2 separate regions of the Homo sapiens genome follow, and region 1 is linked to region 2. A link is an interaction called in ENCODE POLR2A ChIA-PET data of the cell type or tissue named here. Cell type or tissue: A673. All regions are shown on one strand. Links, peaks and the distances in the headings refer to the core of each region. The heading gives the core; the rest is flanking DNA. Region 1 has its middle 110 kb from the start of LINC02903. Region 2 overlaps LOC105375448 (a long non-coding RNA gene).

The links. Peaks named below come from ENCODE experiments on the same cell type or tissue, not always from the same donor. Only the 100,000 strongest peaks of a DNase experiment are listed, where the experiment ranks them.
Region 1: POLR2A ChIA-PET joins it to region 2 with 10 read pairs; 2 of 35 experiments call an interaction of 5 or more read pairs at or near these places.

Annotation. Positions count from the first base shown.
Region 1 is chr7:108,766,491-108,774,830 of GRCh38, forward strand. No RefSeq gene overlaps it. Among named protein-coding and RNA genes, the nearest start is that of LINC02903, 110 kb to the right of the region's middle. In A673, for the core only: a CTCF peak has its summit at 2,074 (motif pointing right); DNase peaks (open chromatin) are centred at 2,321, 4,671, 5,021 and 5,591; H3K27ac peaks cover 5,204 bases.
Region 2 is chr7:108,620,956-108,629,295 of GRCh38, forward strand. The region is part of intron 3 of LOC105375448 (a long non-coding RNA gene); the gene reads left to right. Among named protein-coding and RNA genes, the nearest start is that of DNAJB9, 55 kb to the left of the region's middle. In A673, for the core only: no CTCF peak of the experiment used is centred there; no DNase peak of the experiment used is centred there.

The DNA.
Region 1 (8,340 bases), core at 312-8,311, 150 kb after region 2:
TTTGTTTGTTTTGGTGGATCCCATCCCTGCCTGTCAACTCAACTCTCTGTCTATTCACGCTACAGGGAAGCCTTTGTTTTGACACACGCCTATACTTACACAGAGCTTATGGTCAAGACTCCCATTTGGGGGCAATGCTTAGTGAAGTTACTTAATGAAACAATGCAGGGAAACCTGCACAAATGTGAACACTTATGCATTGCCCTTTGCTTATAAATGTAAATGGTAAACGAATAATCGCCAACAGCCTAAAAGAGAAATATCAAGATGACTATAAAGAACAAGAGACCCACAAGGAAGCAGAGATAATTCAGGGTGCTGAAAATAGAGTAAGTGGAGATTATACACACACACACACACACACACACACACACACACACACACACACATAGATATATATATTAGGGACATGGTCTCACCATGTTGCCCAGGCTGATGTGCAGTGAATGGGTATTTTTATTAATATCGTCAGACTTATCTAAGTGTTGCATTTTGTAAAAGAAGAATAGGGGCAATGGAAAAGAAATAATTCATGAACAGTAAAAGAGTTTTTTAAATTTGAAAGTATTATTTTCATATTTTAAAAATGGATTTACTGAATAATAAAATGAGTATAGTGAAATTGACTTGGTTTTGGAAGTGCTAAGGTCAGAAAAATCTGCTAGAAAAAAAGCAAAAAGGCAAAGAGACAGTGAGTATGAGAACAACATCGAGATCTAGCGCATTAATGATATGCATTTCAAGAAAAGAAAACAGAGACAATGAAAGGGAAGAATTAATCAGTAAAATACTAGATGAGTATTTCCTTGAAGTGAATAAAGGTTAGTTTAAAAGGCCCAAGGAAGACCCAATAGGAAAAAGAAAATTATTCAACTAGACATGTACTGCTGATGTTTCTGAATTCTAACAATGTGAAAATTTGTAATTCTTTCCTAGAGAAAAAAATAAGTATTTTACAAGAAAGAAATAATTCGTCTTATAGTGTTTCTCCTTAGTGACAATAGATATTTGAGAAAGAAGCCATGTCCCTTTTTGAAGCAAATTTATTTTGAGTCTAGCCAAAGTATCTAGTGTGATTGCAAAATAAGGACATTATTGGACATGTTAAAACTCCCAAATTACCACCATATTGTTTCCTGATGTGAAAAAGTTATTTGATGAGCATTTGCTTTGAACACTTTGCACTGGGTATTGGCTGCCTTAGGCTTTCCTCATATCTTTGTTAATTTAATTTTAGTTGCAATTATTGTGCCTGATACACAATTCTAGTATTTTTCTTTTTTTTTATTATACTTTAAGTTCTGGGGTACATGTGCAGAATGTGCAGGTTTGTTAATAGGTACATACATGCCATGGTGGTTTGCTGCACCCATCAATCCGTCATCTACATTAGGTATTTCTCCTAATGCTATCCCTCCCCTTGCCCCCCACCCACCAATAGGTCCTGGTGTATGATGTTCCCCTCCCTGTGCCCAGATGTTCTCATTGTTCAACTCCCACTTATGAGTGAGAACATGTAGTGTTTGGTTTTCTGTTCCTGTGTTAGTTTGCTGAGAGTGATGATTTGCTGAGAATGAATGATTATTTTATTTTAATTGAGCAACAAGTTAAACCTTAGAAATTGCACATAAACATTTTGGATTTCTGTCTTCTTTCAGATAACTGGAAGGCTTGGCAGCATTGGGCCTGTACTTCCTTGTGACATCAACCTACTCTTTTTGAGAAATAGCTGCCCTTTTTAGGTGAAGAATATGCAGCACGTTTGTCACATGCCCCATCACCACCTTCTCCAATACACACATTTCCTACCTGCTTCACTTTTTAATTGTTTTCCTTATAAACATTTTAGTTTGCAACCCTCATTATAAACATTCTATGTTAGATGTTTTAAGTTACATAGACTTAGAAATTCACTGTTAGGCTAAGTACAATATAGTTTCCATGGTTTTTTTTTTTTTTGGGAAAGGGTCAATTTTCTTTAAATAATAAAATATTATAAGACGTTTCTAGCAACTATTGGTGGGACGTCACCTTTATATTGCTTGGCATTTCTAACAGTGTATCTGCTGATGGTTATGGTCTGAGCTTTTTCTCCATGTCCAACAGGGAGCAGTGTTTTGAAAATAATCGGTCAGGATTATGGCTGCTGTTTGTAATTCAAATAGCAGAATCAAGCTACACAGCCATGGAAATAGGAATGGGACTTATTATCCTGCCTTAACCACTTAGATCAATCATTCTTTTCTCAACAACAGCAGGACTTCCTCTTAAGTTTTGCCTCCCTATTCTTTATTTCTTTGTCTAAATAAACTCCAAGTTATTTGAGGCAGGAGCCTTGTTTTCACTGTGATGTTTTGTGAAATCCCATACGCACACATGACATTTTGTAGATAATAAAGCCAGCAATGATTATAGGCTGTTGGTAATCTTCTGTTGATATCCCTGCTGGTAACAATACACAAAGATATCACTTGACATTCTATTGAGTTAACAGTAACTATTGTGTTGATTTTTACTGCTGTTAAGAGCAGGAAAAGTATTGATTTTAATCAGAAGAAACAGGGAGAAATTGCTTCGACATGTGTTTTTTACTTGATCTTTGAGAATGTCATGAAATAATGAAAAGAATAAATAATAATCTATGTAGGGTTCTTTCAAAAGGGCTGAAAGGTTGTTTGAAAATAGTGACCCAAGGATAGAAATTTAGTTTTGGAAATGAAATGTTTAATCAGCCATCTTAGAGCAACCTTTTGCATGACTATTAAAGGCTTTTCATTGGAAAATTAATGTGATTTTAGTCAAACTGTGATTGAATATTTAAAAAATCCCTGGTTTAATTTGTTCATCATTTTAACATATATATATATTCATTCATTCAACAAATATATAATGAGCACCTATGATATAGCTGGTGTTGTCCTAAGTCCTGGGGGTGCAGCAGTGAGCAAAGCAGATGAAGTCCTTGCTGTAATATAACTTGCATTATTGTGGATAAAATAGACAATAAAAGTATAATATGTTCAATGGCAATAAGTATTATGGAGAAAAAAATGGATCAGGGTGATGGGGGATGGAAACTGCCAGTGTACATGAATTGTTAGTAGCCATTTTATGTAGAAGCCTTTCTTGGAGACCTAAGGAAGTGGAAAACAAGCAAATGTTGTTATTTGCCAAAAGAGTGCTCATAGCAGGAGAAAGAGCCGCTGTCCTGAGGCAAAAGTGTGCCTAAGAGACAGCAAGGAGTCCTGTGTGATTGGGAGAGTAGCTGACGTCAGCAAGGAAGTGGGAGGATTCAGACCTTATAGGGCCTTGGAGGCCATAATAAGACATTGGCTTTTGCTCTGATTGAAATGGGAAGGCAGTGAAGGCCACAAGCAGAAAAAGTGACCTGATGTTATTTTCCTTAAAAAGGATTAGTTTGGGTGCTATCAGAATAACTGGAATGGGGCCAAAGTGGAAGTAAACACTGTGGTGGCTAGTTCAAATCTAGGCAATGGGCAAGAGTGATTTGGATCAGGATGATAGCAATAGAGGGTGTGACGAGTGATTAGATTTTTATCATATTTTGGAGATAGAGGTGACATAATTTTTTGATGGAATAGATGATGGGCATGAGATAAAAGCTAGTGGCCAAAGATGATTTTAAGGTTTTGGGCCTGAGCAACTAAGATGGGCAATGCTGGAGTAAAGATTTGGTAGGGGAACTCGGCAGGTCACTTTGGGATATGTCAAGTTTGGACACTGGAGAGATGAGTGTTTACTTCCAAGGGAAAGGTCATGGCTGGACCTGAACATTTGGGAATCATCAGCATAAAATTGGTATTTAGAGCCATCAAAGTCAGGAACTAGAAGAGATCACTTAGGGAGTAAGTTTAGATGGGAAGTTCTGAGAGCTGAGGCCTGGTATGTTTCAAGGGTTAGAGATTGGAGGAATCATCAGTGAAGACTGAAGAGGAATGAGATGCTGAGATACAAGGAGAAGCAAAAGATAGTGGTGTTCAGAGGCCAAGTGAAGTAATTGTTCAAGGAGGGAGGGGCACAGAGGCAAAAACTCTTTATAGGTCTAATGAAAGGAAGATGGAGTTGGCAATGGGGGGTTATTATTGACAATTCTGTGAGTTGTTCGATAGAATGGCAGAGACAAAGCCTTTCTGGGCGGGTTCAAAGGAGAAGAAGAAGACAAAAAATAGACACAGCAAGTATAGATAACTCTTGAAGAGTTTTGCCATAAACAGGGAATGGTATTGTTGTTTCAGCCATGTTGAATGAATGGCCAGATAGCACACACACCCAGCCTGATGGGACAATGTTTATTGGAAGAAAACTCAGAGGCACAGAACCAGTATCAGAAGTGTGAACTCCCATGGCCTCATTGCATTTTAGAGCAGTGCACAGAGATCTAGCAGGCCTGAGTGTCAGACTCTAGGAGAAGGACTCTGTCATCAGCCTGGGGGGCCTTCAAGCTGCACCAGCTCCTCTCCCGATGTGATGGGATGGCTGGGATACTTGGACTCCTGTCTGATTCCTTTCATTCCTGCCTTGGCTGCTTGCAGGGCTGTGGTTCAAGCCTCTGACTGACCAGAATTCATTATTACAATAAGCACTAGCTCCCCAATTTCTATGGGAACTCTGTAGGACAACAAATTATTTTCTGGGAGCCCAGTCTAAGGGAGATCAGTCTTGAGAAGGTAAGGCTTTTATGACATAAGAAGCAGTAAAGCGGGTATGGGAAAGTTTTTCTGAACTCCTTCCCTCCCTCCCTCCTTTCCTTCCTTCCTTCCTTCCTTCCTTCCTTCCTTCCTTCCTTCCTTCCTTCCTTCCTTCCTTCCTTCTTTCTTCTTTGATGTGGAACATTATAGATTTTTGAATGCTAATGGGAATAATCTAGTGGAAACGAGAAAGCATTGAAAATGTGGGGGAAATAGTCATTGGAGAGATTTCTGTTGAGAAGGCAAGACGATTAAGATTTACCTAAGAGTGGAGAGCTTTGCCTCTGAGAGGAGGATGGATAGTGCATCTGTGTTTAGTGGGAAGCAGGCAGGGTTTGTAAGCACAGAAGTGCTTATGCTGTAGACAGAGATTGTGGGCATTCCCTTAGGGCTGCTTCTAATTTCTCAGTGAAATGTGAACTTGCATTGAGAGCAAGGAGAGAGTAGTTGTTGGAGTGATTATAACAGTGGGTGATTTAACAACCCTATTTTATTCAGAGAGAACAAATGTCATTAGGTATATGCCTTATTTAAAAAAAACTGCTTTTGTTCTCTTACTGAGGACTGAATTTTGTGGATTTATGATAGGCAATTTAGGTTAAATCCAGTTAGCTTTTGGTCAAATGTTTATGTCTATGGGCCATCTTTTGTAGAAAATAAATGTCACTTTTTATGGTATTCAGTGATTTGAGCCACGTTAGATGATTCTGACAACATAACAGAGAAATGAGCAAAACGTACATGTAGTTATATGAAATGTGGGTAGAAGAATCTGTACTTATTAAGCATACAAATATGTTTAAAATTCACAAACCTTCATGTGGCTGACAGTAGGCAAAAGCATGACATTTGAAATTGTGTCTTTATTGCCTTCTGAGGGCATGGGATGATTGGCACATCATAACCTACTTGTAACTGTGAGACTGAACCAGTTATTTACATAAATTTATTTTTTTCATGTTTGGGGCTTAGATAATTGGATTAAATCATAGCAAAATAAATGAGGCCTGGTATACTTATGCTTCCTTCAATGGATGAGATTAGCTATTCTGGCAAAATGCATGTATTTAAAAAAATGTCATTATATGTATGATTCTTTAAAAAGCAAGCAAAATATCCCTTTTTAAAATAAATAAAGTAACAGATAATAATTAGACTCCATGGCTTTTGATTTCCTCAGCTTTAATATGGAGGTCAAGTTAAGGTTGTACTAATTGACTTCTATAGACCCTTCCAATTATAACATTTTATGATCTCTAAAAGTAGTTTCAGTGGGTGAGCTATCTGTAGTTGAGTTATTAACCTGGACGATGCCATATACTAGTTTTCCAAAATATCTTTTCCTTTTTTCCTCCAAGAAAGCATTTCCTTAGTTCTTTTTGAGATAATTATGCCTTTTTACTTCAAGTTGTTAAGGTAGCTCAAATGGAATGTGGGAGTAATTTCAAACCTCATTTTTAAATGGCAGGAGTCTTGTGGAAAAATTTTCATGGAATTTATTAAAATGCAAATTTCCAGAACCCATCTCCTAAGCTTACAATTTAATGGTTTGAGACTGGGCCTGGGAGTCTGCATTTTAGTAAGCACTCAGGTGGTTCTGAGGTGGGTGGCCAAAAAAAAAAAAAATCACACACATTAAAACCCTGTCCCTGTAATCCCAGCACTTTGGGAGGCCGAGGTGGGCGGATCACCTGAGGTTGGGAGTTCAAGACCAGCCTGACCAACATGGAGAAACCGTATCTCTACTAAAAATACAAAACTAGCTGGGCATGGTGGCACATGCCTGTAATCCTAGCTACTTGGAAGGTTGGGGCAGGAGAATCACTTGAACCTGGGAGGTGGAGGATGCAGTGAGCCAAGATCGTGCCATTGCACTCCAGCCTGGACGACAAGAGTGAAACTCTGTCTCAAACAAACAAACAAAACAAACAAAAAATCTGCCTGTCTTACTTAATATATACAATTTAGGTAGCTATGTATATATGACTGATTTAGTAATACTGGACATAAGGACCCAATTCCTATGATGTTTAGCTGAAAAATCAAAAGATGCTGAAAATTAACAAAGAAATAGAAAATAAAGGAGAGTATGGCAATCTTCCCAGCTTGCTAAACCTGGAAGAAAACTGCATTAGGAGAAGGTTGAAAGATGTTGCAATAGAAGTTGTCATATGTAAATTTTATTCAAATATAATATATAGCCTTTGGCGTGAGTTGGGAGGCACCGAAATATTGACCTCCAGAAAGTGACACATCATATCATGATGTTAAAAAAAAAACAGCTCAGCTTTGTCTTCTGTTAGTGCCTCCAGACCCACACAAGACAACAGCTACTGAAAATATGGATCTTAAATTTGTAAAATAATAAAGTTCTGTATCTCCATCCTGAAATCTATGTTGAATCCAGAAAACTATCAGTTGAAAGTTATTGGAAATTAAGAATCCTGTTGAATGATGCTGCTAAGTTGCCTCCCTCCCTCCTTCCCTTCCCAACTCCCTTCCTTCTTCCATCTCTCCTTCTCTCTCTGTTTGTCCTGGTAGTGTTTTTTTCACATTTAGATCTTGTGTATGTATTCTACAGTTAAGAGGAAAGCCTTATCCATTTTTTTGTCTTCAAAAAGTTGCTTTTATATTTTTTTAAATTACAACTTCCATAAAGGTAAGAGCTATGACAAATACTGTAGTTATCTTATAAATCCTTACTATTTCCTACTGTAATGGGCAATATTAGAATTGCAACCAATATTTTAATGAGCTTTCTGCTGTTTCTTTCTATTTCTCTCTCTCTTTTTTTTTTTTTTTTGAGATGGAGTCTTGCTCTTGTCACCCAGGCTGGAGTGCAATGGTGTGATCTCTGCTCACTGCAACCTCTGCCTCCCAGGTTCAAGTGATTCTCCTTCCTCAGCTTCCCAAGTCGCTGAGATTACAGGCGCCCACACCACGCCCAGCTAATTTTTTGTATTTGTAGTAGAGATGGGGTTTCACCATGATGCCCAGGCTGGTCTTGAACTCCTGACCTCAAGTGATCCACCTGCTGTGGTCTCCCAAAGTGCTGGGATTACAGGCGTGAGCTATTTCTTTTCTTTCTTTCTTTTTTTTTTTAAGACTATTTCCTGTCTTTATTTTTGTTTGTAAACTAAAAAGTTAAGTCTGAGACTTGAACCTTTTGATAGTGAGGAAGATAACAAAGTATGTCCTTGTATTTATTTATTCATTTATTTATTTTTAAATTATACTTTAAGTTCTGGGGAACATGTGCAGAACCTGCAGGTTTGTTACAGGTATACATGTGCCGTGTTTTGAATCTCAAAGAACTAGTAGGATTCTACCCTAGCAAGAGAATGAGAAACACACTTCAAGCAAAAGAAACAGCAGAGGCATGTGTGACGGTTTGATGGATGCCTCTGCTGTTTCTTTTGCTTGAAGTGTGTTTCTCATTCTCTTGCTAGGGGTAGAATCCTACTAATTCTTTGAGATTCAATGAAACCCTTACTTCTTAAGGATCACTACCCTGCAGCCTCCCAATTCCCCTAAATTAATTGCCTTGTCCTCTGAGTTTTAATAATAGTTTTACCATACTACTTATCAGCTTATGAGCTCCTTAAATAGGATGACCATATAACTTAATTTG
Region 2 (8,340 bases), core at 334-8,333:
AATAATATTGGGCACTGTTGACAGTAATAATGTTTCACATCCTAGTGTTATAAAAATTTGCCTCATTAAACAAGATCAAACAAATGAGCCAATAAGAAGAAAGCCCCATTTCTTCTTCTCCTAAGCAGACCTTAGGAGTAAATAAATGAATGAGAAGTGAGCCTGTGATTCTAATGTAAAAACCTTGGGAGAGATGGACCAGAGATGATTGGGCTTCTGCTTAGGATGATACGTTTGAAGACAAAAGAGCCCATGAGCTGGGTGCCTAGTTTAGGAGCCCATAAGCTGGGTGCTTAGTTTAGGAGGTATGTATGCCTGCTGCTTGCTCAGATGACATAATTCGGAAAAAAAACAGAAATTGGAGGTATGTAATAATCTAGTTACGGTTCAAAAGAGGGTACCATCTTTCCGTATATCACCAACCACATCTTCAACAGAAGCTTACATAGAAACATTGCTTACTATGTGCCAGGTGGAGTTACCTGCTTTGCGTGTGACTTTTCTAGTTTCAGCACTGAAAGTCCTGCATCCTTGAAGCCCCTAAGTCCCAGGCAAACCAGAACATTGGTGTTCGATGCCAGGTTATGTTTTAAAGCTTTATATTTGGTAACACATTTAATCTTCACAACAACCCTATGAGGTAGGTACTATTATTACGTCTATTTTGCAGAAGAGGAAATGCTTGCTTAAAGAGGTGAGGAAACTTGTCCAGGCTTCCATAGCTAGTAGGTAACAGAGTCAGGATTTGAAGTCAGGTAGTTTGGTTCAGTGTTAGGGTGCTTCTTAGAATACTGCCTCTTGAAGGGCTGCCCCTAAGAGTGTCCTGCTTTGTACTAAAGGGAGAAAAAGAGATTGTTGGGAATAGAATGATGGCTTAAAACATAGTCTTACTCTCATGCTGCATACATGAGATATACAGGCAAGAAAACAGGCAATCACTAGATCTGGGAAGGAAGAGAAGCTCTTGTCAGAAAGTAGAGTGAACTATTTGGGTATGTCAGAGGTTAATAACCCAACCTGATTGGTCAGGGATGACATGAAACAATGTGTAACGGCAGCAGCCTGTGGCTTGTTATGTAGGGACTGGTCAATAAACAGAATTATGTCATTAGGCTTCAATTCTGGCAGCTGTAGGAGAATTGACAACTATGACAGTGGCTGTTTAAAAATGGAAATGATTGTTAAGGAAGGATGTGAGCCACTTGGAACTTCCAGGGAAGCAGAGGACAGAATGGGGATATTTAGGATAGAATCAGTCACATTGTGATAATCCCCAAGGCCACGGTAATGTTGGTCTGAATGTCTATGTGGTCCCTGGAAGCCTGGGTTAAATGAACACATAACACTGAGGATATCTTGGTGGGAGATTCTTAGGCATATTCATGATAGGATGCTGATATGTTAATACTATCATCACCACTACAACAACCCAAGAAACAAACACAAATCAAAATAAAAACATGAGACTTGGAACGATTTTTCTGGAGGGCATGAATTATGCTGTGTTGTTATTATGCATAGGGATTAGCAGATTTCAGAGCTCTTCTCCGATGTGGAAAACAGTAAGCACTGTCATTGACTATAAACCTGATCAATAAGACGGTAATGTGATTAATACCTGTAATGCTCAGGATGGTCTTGGATTTCGCATTGAAAATCCCTCAGGAAACCTCTTAGTCTTGAGCAAACTGGACTGCTCTACCAGTAGGCTAGCTCTAGAGCTACTCAACCCCAACTCAACAGCTTGCTCCGAGCTCTGTGAGCTTGGAAAAATTATTTCACTTCTTTTTAGTCTTAGTTTACTCATTTGTAAAGTGGTCATGTTAAGGGTATCTACTGTAGAGTTGTTATGAATCTTAAATAGTACTTGTCTGTCCTTATTGCAGTCCATATACATTTTAGCTATCATTAGGAAATACAAAAATTACACAATAGAGATGGGTTTGTCTATGTTGCTTTGCTTTGTCCATACCTATCTAGTGCATTAAGTAGTCAGTTTTTCTGTTCACCAAGCCTTTCCGGCTTTTTGTTTTGGTACATAGTAGGATTCATGTTAGGTGTGACCACCTGACTTCCTTTGGTTAATGAAATAGGAGAAATGAGGTGTGATACATCTCAGCAGAATCTTTAAAAATGTTCATGTGGCACATCATGCTCTCTTTCCCAGGAATGTCCCAGATAATGGCTGCTCTGTTATCTGGGACATTCCTGGGAAATGGGTCCTAAACTAAGGATGAAGAAGCAAAGCCCTCAGTTGAACTGTAACAGATGTGAGGCATTAGTGAGAAGTAACTTGTTGCTTTAAGCTGCTGAGGAATTTTGGGTTTGTTTGTTACCACAGCATAAGCTAGCCTCTATGCCAAGGAATTGACTGACGGTCCCTGAGCAATGCCGTTCATGGAGGACTGTAGTCAGGCTGAAGCCAACTGACTTAACCCAGTTACTTTCCAATTGACTGTAAACTTAAGTTTATTTTTGGCTTTTCAGGTTTGCCATTTTATTAAACAAAGAACAAAATGACTGTGCATGCTTTATCATGGTTGACTTGCGACGGCATTGACGTTGATCTGTGGTGCACTGTGCTTGTGCTGTCTGTGGCCTTGCATTTGTTTGCTGCTTATGTGTAATGCCTTCATTTGGACAGTCATTTACAACCCTGGATGGTTATTAGACTCTTCTGGGGAGTTTATAAAATTTACCCATATCCAGGCTATATCCTACATGCTGTTTTGCAGGAGGTCCCCAGGTATTTCTAATGTACAGTAGAGGTTTCAGCCTCAACCAGATCATTAACTCTTTGGTGAGGAACTATGACCTGAAATTGCTGGATATCTTCTTTATGTCTATTGTAAACAGGAGGTCAGGATGCAGCGGACCATGGGGCAACATGAAGAATAAAGCATGACATGACTTAGTGGAGGGCAGCAGACCATTGTCCCACAGTTCTAAGTGCTATTTGGCAATTCAGAACAAGCATTCAGTGGGGACTGACATGATCTTTCCAGAAGGGTAATTCAGGGCTGCAGGTGCCAATTAAATCGTTGTGGAATTTAATGTTTCAAATGTCCACATCATTAATAAGATGTGGTAGAAGGAATCACGTCCTTGTGGGCATACTAAGGGAAGTTCTTCACTTTGGTAAAAGGGTGCGCCTGATCTACAAGCACTGTGGACACAGCTCATTTTTGGAGGTGACATCTTGTCTGCTACCGTTTCTTTGGCTTCGCTTGTTGCTGACCTTGACTCTCTTCCTATGGGATCAACTGTTCATTGCCTTTTTGATACTGCCTTCCTCCAACTGATGTGCATACCCTTGTCTGACTCTAGGATTTTATTTCTGTCTCTGTCCTCATTTGTGCAAATGAATGCCCCTCTGTGGTTTGGATCTTCTGATCCTGAATCCCGGTGGCCACATGGAGCCAGTGTTTGTTGAGTCTGGGGAGCACTGGCCAGGCTTTTCTCTGTGTTGCTTTGCTAACCTGGCATGTTTCTATTATCAGTTCAACCTGCCAGCTCATGCCCACCCAGGTGCAGTGGAGGCTGAATAAAGGCAAGATCCTCCTCCTTTTTGCAGCTTTTATTGGCCTCCTTGTCCTTTGATCTCGCTTATTTTTCTAAGCCCATTAATCGGAGCTATTATATATAAACATACAACACATATAAATACACGGACAGACAGAAGATTCAGCACTTGTAAAATTTTTCATTTGCCAGTTTTTTAATTGGATTACTGGCTTCAGGGTGGAGCCCTTGGGGGAAAGGGGCCAGGAAAGCATGCATTTCGAGGGTCAAATAAGCAGCAAATAAGCAGTTGAAGGCAAAGACAGATCCCCAAAATTAAGGGTGTCATTTTATACTGGATCCTGGCTCCCCAAAAGAGGGAAATACTGTGGGAGAGGACAGTGCAGAGCTTCTACCCTGTGTTTCATTGCAAGGCAGCTCAAAGCCAATCAGCCCATTTTGTAATCAGCCCATCTCTCATGGGAGTCTCATCTCCCTGGGCAGGTGGGAATGTTTCCTTCCAGGTGGCCAAGAGCGTGCTTTTCTGATCCAAGTGTGCAAAGAATCAAGTGCCTCTCCATAATAACTATTAGCCATCCCTTAAAGTATATTTCCTACCTAGTTATTACACACCAAAGCTCTCTCATAATGCAAAGTAATTTCTGATACCCTCAAAACTCAAAACCATCAGATAACACAATGCAAAACAGAGCAGGGCCTTTGATTTTGAGAGGGATCTATCTGCTTTTAATTCCTGGGATTTCATCAGGAAAACAGAGGGTTTTTTTCCCCAAAACGGGGTTTTTGGCACTTCCTCTGTTTTTCCCAATGAGTCCCTGGATACCAGAAATTATCTTAGGGCCTCTCATGTGCATTAAGAGTGGCAAGACAAAAAAAAAAAAAAAAAAAAAAAGGAGAAAAATAATTCAGCCGACTAAGAAGAAAAAAACCTTTTTCCAGAAAAACAAGTTCCAAGAAGAGAAAAACATAAAGGCTTTTTAAGTATACCTATAGCTCGTTTATCCACTTTTAATTAAACCGACTTTTAACGATAGTGCTCTTTAAAAAAGAAATCCTTTCAGATCTCTTGTTACCAGACTTTAGCCATGCCAAGCGGCCAATATTTCTAGTTTCTGAACTTTGCTAAAGGTAACCTCTCACGTGCTTCAAAGACATGGTAAGCAGTTTCTTTTTTTACAAGATTTAGAATCTCCACAAGGTAGTTCAGAGAAAGGAAAATTCAAGAGAGGAAATCAGAAGCTAACTATGGGGGGAAAAAACTCAATAAATGGCCAAGTTACACAAATAACAAACCAGAAAGGAGTCAATCCAGAAGCCAACAATTGAACCTAAGCCACCACTGTCAAAAGATAAAGCCTTAGCTACTGAGCTATATAGCATTGAGCAGTTTTCCATTACTTTTCCCAGAAGGAGCCTAGAGAAGCCAATTTCAAGCTTGCAAGGCTTTTAACTGCTCAAGAAAAATTTTTAGGACTAACTATGACATGAACCCCCAAATTCCTGTCCTCTGGATGGTGGAAACCAAAAGAAAGTATCCCCACATGGTCACAAGGTTAAGCTCTTAAGGACACAAAACAAGACAGAGGCATTTCGTACAGTATTGGTTTCAGGGATCTGTAGCAAAGTTTGTAAATGACCAGCCTGCCAAGCTGGCTTGAAAAGCAGGCTTATAGGGGTCTAAACCCATGTTCTAGCCTGTGATACCCCTTTCTCCATTACAGAACACAGAAAGACAAATTCTTAGCACAAAGTACACCAGATTTGCTGCAGCCTAAGACTAGTCTCACAAATCCTTTTTTCTATTCATCAAACTCTTGCAGAGGAGACCAATAGTTTATTTACTGTTTTACCCAGACAGAGAAAGAGAAGGAGAAAGAGAGAGAGAACAGAAACTTGGCTGGTAAGAATTTCTTACCCTTTCTGCTAGCATGCCAGGTTTCTGGATTCCCTTTCTCTGCAGCTTCCAGAAGAACGGAGTGGCTTCTGATGTCCCTGCTCGCTTGTGCTATAGCTGTGGGGTTCAATCCACTTTACAAGAGAAAATCACCCTTTACTATTTTATGGAAACGTAGACAAGATTCTTAATTTGCAAGATGCTGCCCAATGGGCTGCATGGGGAATCAAATTAACATTTTCCAACCAGCAAAATACACATAACAAAACAAACATTAGTCACTTGTTTAGCACCCAATATCAGCCTAGCAAAGTTCAAACTTTTTCCCGTTGGTCCCTGTTGTCTTTGATCCACTCCAGGTGGGGACAGGCAACCTCCGAACGGTAATTCACAATGGGGTTTCTGGGCAAGGGGAAGAGCAGATAGTCACCCTGAGAGACAGGCCTGTTTAGCCTTCTTTATGGCTCATTGAATGTGAGCAGACAAATAAGGAGGGTTCTCTGAGTTAGGCCTGCTGGACTTCCATCAGCAGCCCCTCTGAGATCCCTTCCATATATACAAACACACACAAAGACAAGTTGGACAGAAGGCCCTCCAAATTAGATCCCTAACCAAGAACTCCAAGAGTATCCCTTCGAAACAATCTGCCTATTCTTCTGAGAAACCTCCTCAAAATCTTCCTGATTGAGGAGAAGTCTACCAAACCAGGACTCTTCCTGGTTTGAAAGAGCCAACCGAGACCTCCCAGGAACTGAACAAACACCCTGCAATGAGGCTACAGACACAGATATCCCATGGTGGAGCTACAGACACCCCACAATGGGGCTGCAGATACCCCACCACAGGGTACAAAACCAGTCGGGAGAAGGAAGGAAGCATTGGCAGCGCCTAGGATACGCACCAGTTCAGACATCCTACGATGGGGCTACAGACAGACACCCTACACCCTACCATGGGGCTACAGACAGATACTCTGTGATAGGGCTGCAGTTAAGGGACATCTCCCCAGGACTATTTCTCCATTGCAATTAAATCTATGCACATTGGGTCGGCAGCACCCCACCAGTAGAGAGAGTACCAGAGTCAGCCCCCAGTCCAAGATAATTAGGCAGCCATTTGGGCTGGCTTCTGGATCCATCGCTGGATTGGGGGGGCCACTGAACTATGAATGGGTAGCCACAAGGGCAATCCAGGATGAGCCCCCAAATTTATAACCACCCAAGGGGTTCACCTTGGCAACTGCCTAGACAGAGCTGATTCATCAAGACAGGGGAATTGCAATAGAGAAAGAGTAACTCATGCAGAGCCGGCTGTGTGGGAGACCCTAGTTCTGTTTTATTATTACTCAAATCAGTCTCCCTGAGCATTCAGGGGGCAGAGTTTTTAAGGATAACTTGGTGGGTGAGGAGAAGCCAGTGAGCCAGGCGTGATGATTGGTCAGGGATGAAATCATAGGTAGTCAAAGCTGTCTTCTTGTGCTGAGTCAGTTCGTGGGTTGGGGCCACAGGATCAAATGAGACAGTTTGTTGATCTGGGTGGTGCCAGCTGATCTATCAGTGCAGGGTCTGCAAAATATCTCAAGCGCTGATCTTGGTAGCAGTTTAGGGAGGGTCAGAATCTTGTAGCCTCTAGCTGCATGACTCCTAAACCATAATTTCTAATCTTGTGGCTAATGTTAGTCCTACAAAGGCAGTCTAGTTCCCAGGCAAGAAGGATGACTGCTTTGGGAAAGGGCTGTTACTGTCTTTGTTTAGACTATAAATTATAAACTAAGTTTCTCCCAAAGTTAGTTCAGCCTACATCCAGGAACGAATAAGGATGGCTTGGAGGTTGGAAGCAAGATGGAGTTGGTTAAGTTAGGTCTTTTTCACTGTCTCAGTCACAGTTTCCCAAAGGCAGTTTCACCCTTTGCTTCAGTCTGACTCTCTACCTCTCCCCGCTTCTCTGAGGGTTTAAATAGATCATAGGCAGAAGTTAATTGGAGATAAAAGTTTACAGTTAAGCAGGCAGGTCATAGCACAATATCCATATAATCTAAAGTAACCAAGGCTCTCTCTCAGGATCATTGAAATGTACAAAGGTATTCTTCCAATGCATTTTTAAAACCTAGATAAATCGTGTGTCATATAAAATGCATTGTAAAAGGTTCCAATTGAGTCATTGGATTAAATGAACCTTTCAACACCTTCCAGAGGAAAAGAGATGATATTTGGTGTGATGGAGTATTCAATGCTTGGCTTCACACTTACATGCTGCAGCAATCTTCCAGGAAGGCTTTACTTAGAAAGAGAAATAAAAAGAAATAAACCAGTGAACTCATGACTCTGTATTTGATATAAAGTACCTTTTTTTAAAATCAAAACTTCCAGAATATTCCCAGGAAGGAAAATGATATCTAAAGCTTCTACTTTCCTTTGACCCACTACTAAAAGGATACCTAATTCATCCCTCCTCGCATCCAACCTTTAGTACTGCCCACTAAATGGCCGATTACTCATATGCTAAAAGCTGTCTGGATTTCTCTCTCTCCTTAAATAGCAAGTGTGGCATTTTGCTAATGTCACAATTAACAGGAAGCTGTAAGCCAGTCTCTGACCAGTGAACTAATACAGAAGAATAAGAACAGATGCAATCAACCTATTAATCAGGGTTCAGCGTTCTTTATTCTTCAACTATTTTTATTCTGAACCTATGTTTTAGAAAACTATTTAAAAGATTCTATTAATTTGGAATCCATTTATTACAGATAGTCATCCTTAGAGATACTATTTTCACCTGAATAATATTGTACTGTTACCTTTATGGAGCATAATTAATGAGAGAAATGTTCTGATTATTCATTTCACAAATTCCAAAGTCCACCTCTCTCATGCTCTTTCTTCCATCATCTCACTTTTAGACTTTCTGTCTCTCAGCCCGCCCAC